2 separate regions of the Homo sapiens genome follow, and region 2 is linked to region 1. A link is a contact called in ENCODE Hi-C or POLR2A ChIA-PET data. All regions are on one chromosome and are shown on one strand. Each heading gives the region's core, a stretch centred on a gene start or an enhancer-like site at or near the end of the contact. The rest is flanking DNA. Distances are from core to core; before and after follow the strand shown. Region 1 overlaps LCP1 (lymphocyte cytosolic protein 1). Region 2 overlaps LCP1 (lymphocyte cytosolic protein 1).

The links. A loop is a pair of places that touch in the nucleus more often than their neighbours do. ChIA-PET counts read pairs that join two places held with the same protein, here RNA polymerase II (POLR2A). Pooled maps may share reads with other maps.
Region 2: a loop to region 1 is called in a map of B cell, with 2.8 times the contacts of the local background. The contact joins two enhancer-like sites. A Hi-C loop is called at or near these places in 7 of 168 maps with a recorded cell type or tissue (B cell, CD4-positive, alpha-beta memory T cell, CD8-positive, alpha-beta T cell and 4 more) and 8 of 50 pooled maps. POLR2A ChIA-PET finds 5 or more read pairs at or near these places in 13 of 52 experiments (CD4-positive, alpha-beta T cell, CD4-positive, alpha-beta memory T cell, GM12878 and 7 more).

The regions. Positions count from the first base shown.
Region 1 is chr13:46,122,440-46,128,285 of GRCh38, forward strand. It overlaps LCP1 (lymphocyte cytosolic protein 1), which reads right to left. Exons shown (of 16, transcript NM_002298.5): 16 at 3,484-5,284. The coding sequence ends at 5,152. Among named protein-coding and RNA genes, the nearest start is that of CPB2, 20 kb to the left of the region's middle. RefSeq lists enhancers at 1,932-2,001, 3,012-3,121. Within about 2 kb of position 2,157, at least 10 of the 41 ENCODE cell types and tissues checked have a DNase peak (open chromatin) inside an H3K27ac peak, as active enhancers do; they include B cell, CD4-positive, alpha-beta T cell, CD8-positive, alpha-beta T cell and 1 more, where a contact is called at or near this core.
Region 2 is chr13:46,161,314-46,167,582 of GRCh38, forward strand. The region is part of intron 1 of LCP1 (lymphocyte cytosolic protein 1); the gene reads right to left. Among named protein-coding and RNA genes, the nearest start is that of LCP1, 18 kb to the right of the region's middle. Within about 2 kb of position 4,363, at least 6 of the 41 ENCODE cell types and tissues checked have a DNase peak (open chromatin) inside an H3K27ac peak, as active enhancers do; they include B cell, CD4-positive, alpha-beta T cell, CD8-positive, alpha-beta T cell and 1 more, where a contact is called at or near this core.

The DNA of each region.
Region 1 (5,846 bases), core at 907-3,406:
CGGTCTGAGCACTACACTTAGAGCAAGCAGGTTTGAACATTGCGACTTATAACAGTGGACCCATGGTGTAGACAAGTCCAGAAATGACTGCTGAATCAACAGTTTTTATGTTAGCTTCCGTATACCTTCAGAATTCAGTGTTTGTGTGCATTCTAATTCTCTAAATGATGTATATTAGATTTCCATTAACGAAAATATATGTTTAAGTGGAACTCTCCAATTCCAACTTGCCAAATAAAATAAAAAATTCCTGTCATTTTACTGACCTGTCTCTGAGTTGTTAATGGTGACATGCTGGGCAATGACTAGGTTACCTGTTTTTGTCCCTGGCCTGATGTGGGTTATTAAATATATGTAGATGTTAGGCATGAGAAAACATTTACGCAGTTTTCTTTTTGTCACTCATTCACAGGCTCAGTTGGTAAACTGTCTTTCAGAAATAGGGAGAAAGCATACTGAGTAAGAGCCCTCTTTGACAGCTTAAAATTTAATTACAGGAATTTTATTAGGAAACTGTCAAAGTGACTAGATTGCATAAGAGGATCGGTCAATGCCTCTAACTTGTTCTGAGCATCAGCTCTGCTTTCTGGATCATGAAATTGGCAGGAACGTACTGGGCAAAACAATGCCAAGTTCACGAAGATAGCACTGCTGGCGTTTACTGCAAGCCCATCTGCACACTGGGTGGAACAAAGAACAGAGGTCAGTGACGACAGGCATAGTAAATGTAAGGAAGGTGGGCCCAGGGCTCATCCCAAGGACTGAGAGCACATGGAAATGTCCCGTGCCTTAAGCCTCAGTCTGAAATAGGCTGATCTAAGGCAGGCTAAGAGTTTACCCGGTCTTTACAATGGAGATCACAACTGTGCTCCCAGGGACAGACTAGGGCTGTGTGTGTGTGTGTGTGTGTGTGTGTGTGTGTGTGTGTGTGTGTGTGAATGTGAGTCTAGGTGAACAAAATCACTAAGTTGACTGATACTTTAAAAGGTCATATAATCCAATGCATTGCATCAGACCAACCCAGATGTCATAATTTCCAGACAGGAATCCATTCTATTCTAAATACTCCGCAGGTAGGTCTATTTCACAACTTATCTCACAATTACTTCTTTCTGTTCAGCATTTCCTACATTCAGGAAACATTTGTTTATAACTAATATAAATCAATTTTTTAAAACTTACGAAACTCTTACTAAAAATCTAGAAATGTCCCTGGTTCTGTAGGGAACAACAGCAAGAGTAAGGCCCAGTTCCTGCCCACTTCTCATTCATCACAACTGAATTCTTCCAAAAACTTTTGTTGATCCTATATTCAGAATTAATTTTTTCCCTGAGGTCCCATGATATTTAATTTAGAAATTTGTTATCGCATTGATCACATTCTGCTTTTTATTATGGTTTATGTGTGCATGCGTGCTGGTTAACACGCTTCTTTAGACATAAAACAGAGAAGTTTGGATTGGCTAAAGCATCTGTCCCAGCTTAGGGTTTTTAATAAAATAACTTGAGGAAACTTAAGAGGATCCATGTCTGACTACCCAATGTGCTATATTTTTGCTAGAGAAGGAACTTGATAAGTACCTGTTGAATTAAAATTAACATTCTGTGCTCAAGAAGTGGGTATAATATTATCCATTGTGGCCTTATTTTCGGGGCAGAAGATTAAAACAACTTAAATATCTATTTAGAGACCACTGGTTAAATGGAGTTTGGTATGCCTATATAGTAGAAGACCATGTACCTGTTGGAAAGATTGAAGTAGGTCTGTATGCACCAATATGAAACAGCATCCGAGACACGGTATTAAGTAAAAAAAAAAATGGAATAAAGAGTGATGTTTATGGTATGCTGATATTTGTTATAAAAAGGATGTGTGGGTGTGATATGTGCACAGAATATTTCTAGGATACAAAAGAAATTGTTAACAGTGGTTGCTGATTAGGAGGGGAATTTCAGTGCAGTCTAGTACAAATAGAAAGAAACAATATCTATAGCCTCTTGATATGTTGGGAACAGAGTGACCTCCTAAGTATAGAAGGTGCAGCAGTGTTTAGGCCAGGAAGGAGCTACCTCCAAGAAGAAGTTGCTGGTAAAGCCCGGACACACAGCTTAGGCACAAAAGCCCAGCTTCCCATCTGCTGTGTGGGTGGGTGGCTCCTCTGCAGGTCAAAGCGTGATCATGCCAAATCGACGGCCAGCTTCTCTGTCACAGCAGCCTAACTGAGGAAGTTGGCTGCAGCAGAACTCCTCTGCATCCCCGCAGTGCACCCCCACTTCTTCCCAAGTAAGGCCCCGCCAAGCTGGAGAGGAGATCTCGGGCGCTGCTCACCCCAAAGATTCCTCCTCGAATCAGTCTGGACATTGTTTTGCACCAATCCCCAAGTCTGACTTTGGTTTATGATCGGGTTTGTTGGGGCTCAGAAAAAAATGAAACCCCAAAGTGTGGCACTTTGGTGTGCAGAGTACTTTGAACTAAAGGAGACTGGAAAGCCTCCAAGGAAACCTCAGAAACAAGGTCTCCCTCTCCGATCTTCTCCTGCCCTCCTGTCTCCTCCTCTTCTTTCTCCCCTGAAGCAACTCGCAGAAAGCAGAATTCCTCTTTCTCAAGGAGGGTCATAGAAACTAGAACCCCTTTCCCCCAAAGCAAGCCATAAAACCCTAGAAAAATTACTCTAACCTTCCCCTGCCTTTCTGTGTAGACAGTGACGGTAAAGAAATTCTCTGACCTACCTTGCCTGATAGTAGGTAATAAGACCCTCATTCCAGGGGGGTCCTGCCCTGATCCCTGGAGGAAAAAATGCTACAGACTGCAGCCAAGAAGAATCGGAACACACAGGCCTTGCTGGGCTTCCCCTTCCATTTATTAGCCTTAGATCACAGCCTTTTGCCCAATCACATTTCTGCCTGGCCGTTCATTCTGCATTAAATCTAAGCATAAAAATGAACAGTTTTCCTTGGATCTTTGGGTTTTCATTTCTAAAAGCTCCCATGTCATGTAAAACTTTGATGAAAGAAATATGTTACCCTTTTCTCTTGTTACCCATCTTTTGTCATAGTATTGGCCGTGACTCTTATGATAGGTGAGGAAAGGTATCACACCTCTTCACTCCTACAAGTTCAGTGTATTTCTGAGTTTGGCTCTCAGCTTTAATTTTATTCCCTGCTTTGCCTAACGGAAATTTATTCTTCAGTTTTTAGCTAAACTATTTCTCCTCAGACTGTTTCCTGTCATAAACTCATGTCTCACCCTGCCCTTCTTTTTATCACTCGTCACATCTGTTATTTTAATTGTTTAACTTCCGTCTTTCCTAAGACAGGCATCAGCTGAGCACAGTGCCTGTTTAGTTCATAGGCACATTCCTAAAACCTTGCACTGTGCCTTGCACATACTAGGCACTCGAACGTGTTGGAGGAATGAATGAATGAACGATTTATAGCACACTGTCAGCAAACTTTCAAAATGAAACATCCAGAGACACCTAATATAGGGAACATTTTATTTGGAAAGATTTTGAGCATCATTCTCTTTTCATTTTTTATTAAGGCAGTAACATTCTTTCTTCCTGGAGGCGGAGGGGGGAAATCATCTGAGGCTACAGTAAGTTCAATCTGAAGTCAAAACCAACCAATTTGTATTCAGAAGCAGCAAAAATACTGGTTATGGGCTGGGAGGAGCCACATGTTGGCTTTCTGAGTCCACTGCCAAGGAACAGATCCAGAGCAATGCATTTCAATTGCTTTGAAAAATGGCTAAGTTCCATTACATACCACCACTAAAGAAGATACCTCATTGATGGAGCTTTTCACCATGATAGAGGGCGTCTTGCATTGGTTCACAATGGCCTGTTGCTTTTTAGCCTTCAGTTGGTTTAGGGGGAAATTGCTCAACCTATGAGACCTGCTCAAATTCATACTGTTCTGGTTTTGCTTTGGAATTCTTTGTCCAGTAAATTAGCTCTTCATAACGCAGTTCCACCATTTCTTATCCAGCATAGATTCATTCTGCCCTTGACAGCTGGCTAGGTGTGTGTGTATGTGAGTAGGGGTGCTATTGATTGGCACATATTGTCCCCCCTGGAGTTTAGGGGTGGCAGAAAGCTTTTATAGTACCAAAAAAGTAAACATTGATAATATGGCCTGACAACAATCAGATATGCTAAGCTCTAGAAGCAAAAGCAAGGTAGGATTGCCTCCAAATGTTGACAGGTATTAGCCATACCACAGTAACTAGATCTAATGTGAGGGCTAAATGCCTGGAGAGGCAGAACCCTAAAGGATGCTTAGTTATAGCTCCATGCTGCCGCCGAGTGGCTTGATGCTCCATTACACCCTCCTTGGATCCAACCTTCCATTAAGGCTGAAGGCTCTAGAGGGCAGAGTATTCAAGATGTTAGATCTGGTCCAAGCCCAAATTCTAGAGTTAAAAGCAGAGGGGTTCTTAGTGGCTGAAAAAAAACAAAACCTGATGACATTTGGGACTCCAGTTTTGAGGAAAGGCTCTGATGATGAGGCTTACTTCTGCAGGCTACCAGAGACTCCTGAGACTTCAACAGCTTGACTGATTTATCACACACTCCAAGTGGCCCAGAGACAAGGACGGCCAGAAGAGATGGGCCCCCCCGGAAGGCATGGTTCCAAAAGTGTGAGGAGCAAAGTCAAGGGAGGCAGGGTAGGAAGAGGGGACAGAAAGAGGGGCTTGCAACAGATCAAATGCTGACCTCCAGGAACAGGGTTTAGGGCAGGTGTGATGTTTCCCCTCCTGGCCCTCATCTTGAACAAAGAAAAGGGAAGCCACATGAAGCTGGTTTGAAAGATTATATCAAAATTAATACCACTGCAGCTTCTATCCTTGGCTAATGGCAAAAGCGAGAAGGGTACCTGGAAAATAACTTCTTTCTTTTCCTCTAGATTTTCGAAGAAGCAAATAAATCAAGAATAGAAACCTATATATAGGAGGTTGGGCCTCCTGCAAAGAATGAAGCACTTTTTGTTAAATACAGGAGAGGCTACTTGGCTGCACTAATATGTGCTTTTTGGAATCTTATAGAGTGTCACCAAGTTGAACTTTGGAATGGCTTGAATCATCCCTGGAGCATCTGTGCCGGGCAGTCAGGAGTGAGTGCACCGCCTCCCACCCAGCCCCATTGGGCCTCACACCCTCTTCATTCCTTTCCCCATGAGGCAGGCAAACACGGTCATGACCATTTTGGGGTTCACTTCAACCAGGTCTTCTGGCAGGGCATACACTCTTGCTCCAATTTTTCGGGCCATAGAGATGGCATATCTAAAAGGGAGAAAAGAGGAAAAATAAGGAGAGCCTGAGAAACACAACACGAATGGGACCCTGGAGGGTCACAGTCACAGTCGTTCCATAGTCAGGACAGAACTCACTCCTGCAGTGGCTGGAGTCAGTCACCAGCATCCTCACACTTTTGTGGACAAATTTTGGCTCAACCAAAGATTCTGACAAAGCATCAGACTTGCTGGCTAGTCTCGTGATCATTATCAAGTGTATTATTTGTCCTTGGAGACCTCTTCAGCTCCTGCCTTTTTTTTAAGTTAAGTTTTTTTTTTTTTTTTTGTAGAGACAGGGGTCTCACTATGTTGCCCAGGCTGGGCTTGAACTCCTGGCCTCAAGAGAAGCTCTTGCCTCAGCCTCCCAAAGCACTGGGATTACAGGTGTGAGCCACTACAGCACGTGCTGCCACTTTTGATACTCACACCAGGAGTATTCTCTTGGGCTACATAGCAGCATAGCAGAAAGAGTCACAGAACTGAATAAACATGTGTGCTAGGAAAAGTTTGCAGACTACATTTCAACTACAGTAACATTTTGACAAGGAACA
Region 2 (6,269 bases), core at 3,113-5,612, 41 kb after region 1:
TGTCTTCATTTAAATTTAAATGTATTCATTAAAAATATATTTTTGATATCAATAAAAATTTTATTTTATTATTGTCTTACATATCTAAGAAAGTATTGGTACATTGGATCTTTTAAAGGATGACAGAAACTGTCGAGGGGTTAATTGTATTAAAAATACAATCTCACTAACACATCACAATAACCCTAAGAGACAGGCACTGGCTATCTGGCTTTCTTGTCATCTCTCTCTCTCCCTCCCTCTCGTCCTTTTTTCTTTCCTTCTTCCTTCCTTGTTTCCTACCTTCCTTCCTTCCTCTCTTTCTTTTTCAGAATGCCTTTTTCCAAAAATAATTTGAGCTAAGTTACAAAGATATATCCAAACCCAAGAGTTAAACCAACTAAATGATGTAATTGATAAGAAAGAAAGCGTAACTGAAATAAGATGATGGTCGGGAGGAACTCTAATACTTAAAATACATGCCTAAGACCCCGCATGTTTTGCTACAAGTAGGCTGAAAATCTATCTCCAAGTTCTCTAGAAGCTAAGGCAAAAAGGAAAGTATCATCGGTTATACAATTCACTATCTATGAGACAAACCAATTTTCTTAGGGCAGCAGATCTGATGTCTGACAGCAAAATCTTCACACAGGCTTTAAGAAGAGGCCATTTGTGGGATGGGGTAAACACAGGTTTTGTGTTTCTTACAATGTCCTTCAATATAGGCTGATGGCATAGGTATGTATATTCTCATTGTATAGATCAGAAAACAGTATCTCAGAGAAGTTAAGATACAGATCTCAAATCACTCAGCTGGGTGGAGAAGCAGCCAAAACTCCAATCCCCAAGTCTTTTCTCCTCTCCCAGGCTGTCTACTCGGGTTCTCTGCCTTCATGTTCCTGTTAGACACACATCCCATCCATCCATTTATTCACTAAACAATGAGTTCTCCCTCTCCCTCCCCCTCCCCCTCCCTCCCCCTCCCCCTCCCTCTCCCGTCTCCCTCAACCCACGGTCTCCCTCTCCCTCTCTTTCCACGTTCTCCCTCTGATGCCGAGCAGAAGCTGGACTGTACTGCTGCCGTATGGGCTCACTGCAACCTCCCTGCCTGATTCTCCTGCCTCAGCCTGCCAAGTGCCTGCGATTGCAGGCGCGCGCCTCCAGGCCTGACTCGTTTTCGTATTTTTTTGGTGGAGACGGGGTTTCGCTGTGTTGGCCGGGCTGGTCTCCAGCTCCTAACCGTGAGTGATCTGCCAGCCTCGGCCTCCGGAGGTGCTGGGATTGCAGGCGGAGTCTCGTTCACTCAGTGCTCAATGTTGCCCAGGCTGGAGTGCAGTGGCGTGATCTCGGCTAGCTACAACCTCCACCTCCCAGCCGCCTGCCTTGGCCTCCCAAAGTGCCGAGATTGCAGCCTCTGCCCAGCCGCCACCCCTTCCGGGAAGTGAGGAGCGTCTCTGCCTGGCCGCCCATCGTCTGAGATGTGGGGAGCGCCTCTGCCCCGCCGCCCCGTCTGGGATGTGAGGAGCGCCTCTGCCCGGCCGCGACCCCGTCTGGGAGGTGAGGAGCGTCTCTGCACGGCTGCCCCGTCTGAGAAGTGAGGAGCCCCTCCGCCCGGCAGCCGCCCTGTCTGAAAAGTGAGGCGCCCCTCCGCCTGGCAGCCACCCCGTCTGGGAAGTGAGGAGCGTCTCCAGCCGGCAGCCGCCCCGTCGGGGAGGGAGGTGGGGGGCAGCCCCCGCCCGGCCAGCCGCCCCGTCCGGGAGGGAGGTGGGGGGCGCCTCTGCCCTGCCGCCCCTTCTGAGAAGTGAGGAGCCCCTCTGCCCGGCCGCCACCCCGTCTGGGAGGTGTACCCAACAGCTCATTGAGAACGGGCCAGGATGACAATGGCGGTTTTGTGGAACAGAAAAGGGGGAAATGTGGGGAAAAGATAGAGAAATCAGATTGTTGCTGTGTCTGTGTAGAAAGAAGTAGACATAGGAGGCTCCATTTTGTTCTGTATTAAGAAAAATTCTTCTGCCTTGGGATGCTGTTAATCTATAACCTTACCCCCAACCCCGTGCTCTCTGAAACATGTGCTGTGTCCACTCAGGGTTAAATGGATTAAGGGCGGTGCCAGATGTGCTTTGTTAAACAGATGCTTGAAGGCAGCATGCTCGTTAAGAGTCATCACCACTCCCTAATCTCAAGTACCCAGGGACACAAACACTGCGGAAGGCCGCAGGGTCCTCTGCCTAGGAAAACCAGACACCTTTGTTCACTTGTTTATCTGCTGACCTTCCCTCCACTATTGTCCTGTGACCCTGCCAAATCCCCCTCTGCGAGAAACACCCAAGAATGATCAATTAAAAAAAAAAAAAAAAAAACAATGAGTTATTAAGTATATGGACTATGGATAGCCCCATGGGAGATTTTTAAAACTACAATATAGTGAGCTTGTCCAGTCATTCTAGTAGAAAGCTTTTGCTTTCCTGTGCTCAGAAATCAAGGCTTCTGTTTTAAGGAATTAGTATAGAACTTTGTATTAATATACTTTGCTAAATCCTTGTGACTAACTTGGCTTAGGTCTCTTCTATACCCTCTACCATATCCACATATGCATGAATAGAAGGCTCTCCAGCTCTCCGGCTGTCCAGCCCTTCATGTTTTTAAATGTCTTAAGACCTCTTGGTTCATAGGTGTTTATGGGATTATAAGATACATTCATTCATTTAACAAATATTTTATGAATGCCTACTATAAGCCAGGTGCTATTCTTCATTTTAGGTAAGCACGTCTATATTGACCCAGTTAGTTATCCTGAAAGCATGGAACAATGTCAAAGGTAAGGAGGACAAACAAGATCTCTGACTCTAAACCTGGCCTTATCCCTTGACACAAGAATGTTAGATTTTAGAGCGCTATCAGCAGCTAGCGATAAATATAAGTAGAAGCAGAGAACAAGACTACATTCTAAGTGTCACAAGTAGGGCCAATGAAGAAACAAAACAATTACAGTGTTGGGTAAAAAAAGAAAATCTAAAAAATATCTAAAGATCATGGTATAATGGGAAATTTTTTTTACCATAAAAATTGCAGTGGCCCATTCATTTAAAAGACATAGAAAGTACATGTATTTTAAAATCATATTATTTTTAAACCACAGCAGGTAGGTCAAGATGAAAAGCCTTGAGCATCTGTAACAATATTTTTCTACGAGATTTATGAGTGGAGAGGATAAACTCAGAGAAGTCAAACAGCAAGAACACCTTTAAATTTAAAAAATCCAAAATGCTTCAGTGATTTAACAGCAAATGCAAAAGAGAAGTGGATTAACTTAGTTTAAAAGGTAAAGTGGAGAAGGGATAATCAGCAACTGACATTGCTGTGATACTGTTTGTTGTTGTTGGGCAGAAACATGAATAGATATCTGGAGAGAGTCCCTTTTACCATCAGCATGAGCAGCATATCCTGGAAACACAACCTAACTTTTGGAGACAGAAGGAACCTCATAAATAATTTATTACAATGTCCTCATTTTATAAATAAGGAAACTGAAGTTCTAATGAGAAGAAATGTTTTATCCATGTACAAATTCTCAAGGCAATGCCAGGCTGGAGCTTGTAAATGCAGGTGCTGATGAGCAGAGCAGGAAAAGGATGGAGTTACCATTAAAAGGGCCCCTAAGGTCCATAACTGAGCAGAGACCTTTAAGTAATTAAACTGAATGTGCAAAGGGCAGTAATTTCACAAAGCAAAGCAGCAGGAAGAGGACATAATTAGTGTAAAAACAGGCAGACCAGATCATTTTTAAGAAAGACATTGAGCCAGGTGCAGTGGCTCATGCCTGTGATCCCAACATGTTGGGAGGCCGAGGTGCACGGATTGCTTTGAGCTTAGGTGTTCGAGACCAGCCTGGGCAACATGGTGAAACCCCATCTCTACCAAAAATACAAAAATTATCTAGGTGTGGTGGTGCATGCCTGTGATCCCAGCTACTCGGGAGGCTGAGGTGGGAGGATCACTTGAACCCAGGAAGCGGAGGTTGCAGTGAACTGAGATCATGCCACTGCACTCCAACCTGGGTGACAGAGCGAGACCCCATTTCAAAAACAAAAAAAAAACAAAAATGCACCCATTTTAATTCACGCATATTTGAAAATATGGGTTATGATAATATTATAAGATTAATAAGTAATATAAGTAAGATTAGTTGGTGATGGCTTTAGTTTGCAAATTACTGGCACCATATAGGCAGCAAACTATACAGATACTGCTGCAGTAATGGGCATGCTGAGGCATCTGGAGCTTAAAAGGAGGGGCTAAAGAAAGCATGTATCTTCCAAGGTATAAGTGAGTGGTTTCTTCAGCTCTGCCCGACTGCTCCTGCATTGAGTGTGGCCCTTTTTAATGACTACATCATCTAAATATGCCCTGCCACAAACCATTTTCAGGTCTTCTGCAAATCCGTGGTCAATCTGGGAAATCCCCTTCTGAATTACTGCCCAAATCAAAAATCTATTATAAAAAGACAACTCATTCATCAAGGTCACGTCTGGGCTGCTAGTTTTTTGTGTGAGTGCATGTGAGAGCACTTAAATTTATTAAATCAATAGTTGTAGAATCTCAAGACGTTGGCCAAAAAAAAAGCATTGGTTGTTCATTTTAAAAAATTATATTATTTTTAAAACCTTAAGAAAAAAAAAGCCCCACCTCAAACTGCAAAAGCCACAAAGCCTGTTCATTTCTTAAATCAGTGAGTTTTGAGTTTCTGCTTAAAGGGTGCTGGTATTTCCCAAGTCAGTAGCGAAGGGAATTTCTGAGGATGAGTTATCATAAAAGTACCTGAACTTAAGTTCTCTAAAGTCTGAATATAGAAACAATTTGTGGGAGTTTACTCTTGAACACAGTGCTGCAGAATTTACAGAAGAAAAAACATCCTCTAAAGTAAATGTAAAAATGTAAATGGAATTTTCTCTGGGGAGTTTCATAACTGATAATTAAAAGCAGAAAGGCTAGAAAAGGTGACCTGTCTAGAGAGAGATGCTCAAGGGGTGGAATCATTTCTGAAAGATGGTAGTGCTGGGCTAGTCAGTATTTTGATTCAATATACTGATGCTGAATCATATAACCTGCCAGGATCAGGGAGGCATCTGTGACCTGGTATCACCTTGCCAAGGGACTCTTTTGAATGTGCCCCACTTTTCCTGCAACTTGATTCAGTAGTTAAAGTCAAACCGGACACTCAGGACTCAAGTTCCTAGCTCTGCCTCAATAAATTTCAGTACATTTCCAGAGGGGAAATTATACAACTTCCAAACATCTCAAGAACAATCAGTAATCCAAAAGAACACATCATCTAGAATAACATTAATATTGTAAGCTTTAGCATTAGACTATGACAACTAAAGAAACGAAAAATAAAATATGTAGGACTATGAAGCAAAATAAAATACCCATACATTTTTAAAAAGCCATCAAGATTAATCTATTTAAGGAAAAAACATTGCTTTTACTTAATCCTGTCCCCTTCATTTTATAAAGTAGACCACTGTAGGAGATCTTACTTTGCGAATATATGGAATTTACTATATATTCTTGGGATATCATATCTCTATGGATACAGATATGACTAACTTTTACATAAAGGATGATTCAGAAAATATAATTTTAAAATGACTTTGTTTTTAAGAAACCAAATAATTATAAATGGCCTTAAAAACAGATGGCCAGTTAAAGGGACTCTGATGAATCTTTTTGTCAAGTCAGAATCTCCTCCAGATTGTCCTTTTTCTCCCTGCAGATACATGGATTCTCTCAAAGCCTACAGAATTCTTCTCTCTGCAGGCTCTGATGTAAATGCCACAGGGTGGAAGGTAGGGGGAAGGCTATTCAGGAGGAGAGACTCAACGGCTCTCCTCTGACACTATTATCTCAGGCCACATAAACACTTATGGGAAGCTAGCAATCCAGATTACTCCAAACTTCATCAACCTCATATTGCTCTGGGTACCTCTGGTTTGACCACTACACCGAGGGGCTTCTGAAGCTGTGTAGCACATCTTACAGAGCCTGGCTCTGTCGCCAGCTAAGGAGTTCTCATTCCTTCCTTCTCTCCCTTAGTACATTCCTGATACCTCTGTTTTCTACCAAGTTGCCCAATCCCATTAAGGGTGTGACACAAGAACAAGCCTCCTGCAAGAAAAGGGGATACTCCAGGCTGGGGCTTGGGGAGGCCTTTCTGTGCCTTAGCATCTCTCTCCTTCCCTGAGCTTTAGACAGTGATGCTCCTGATACTAACATCTTTAAATTCTACA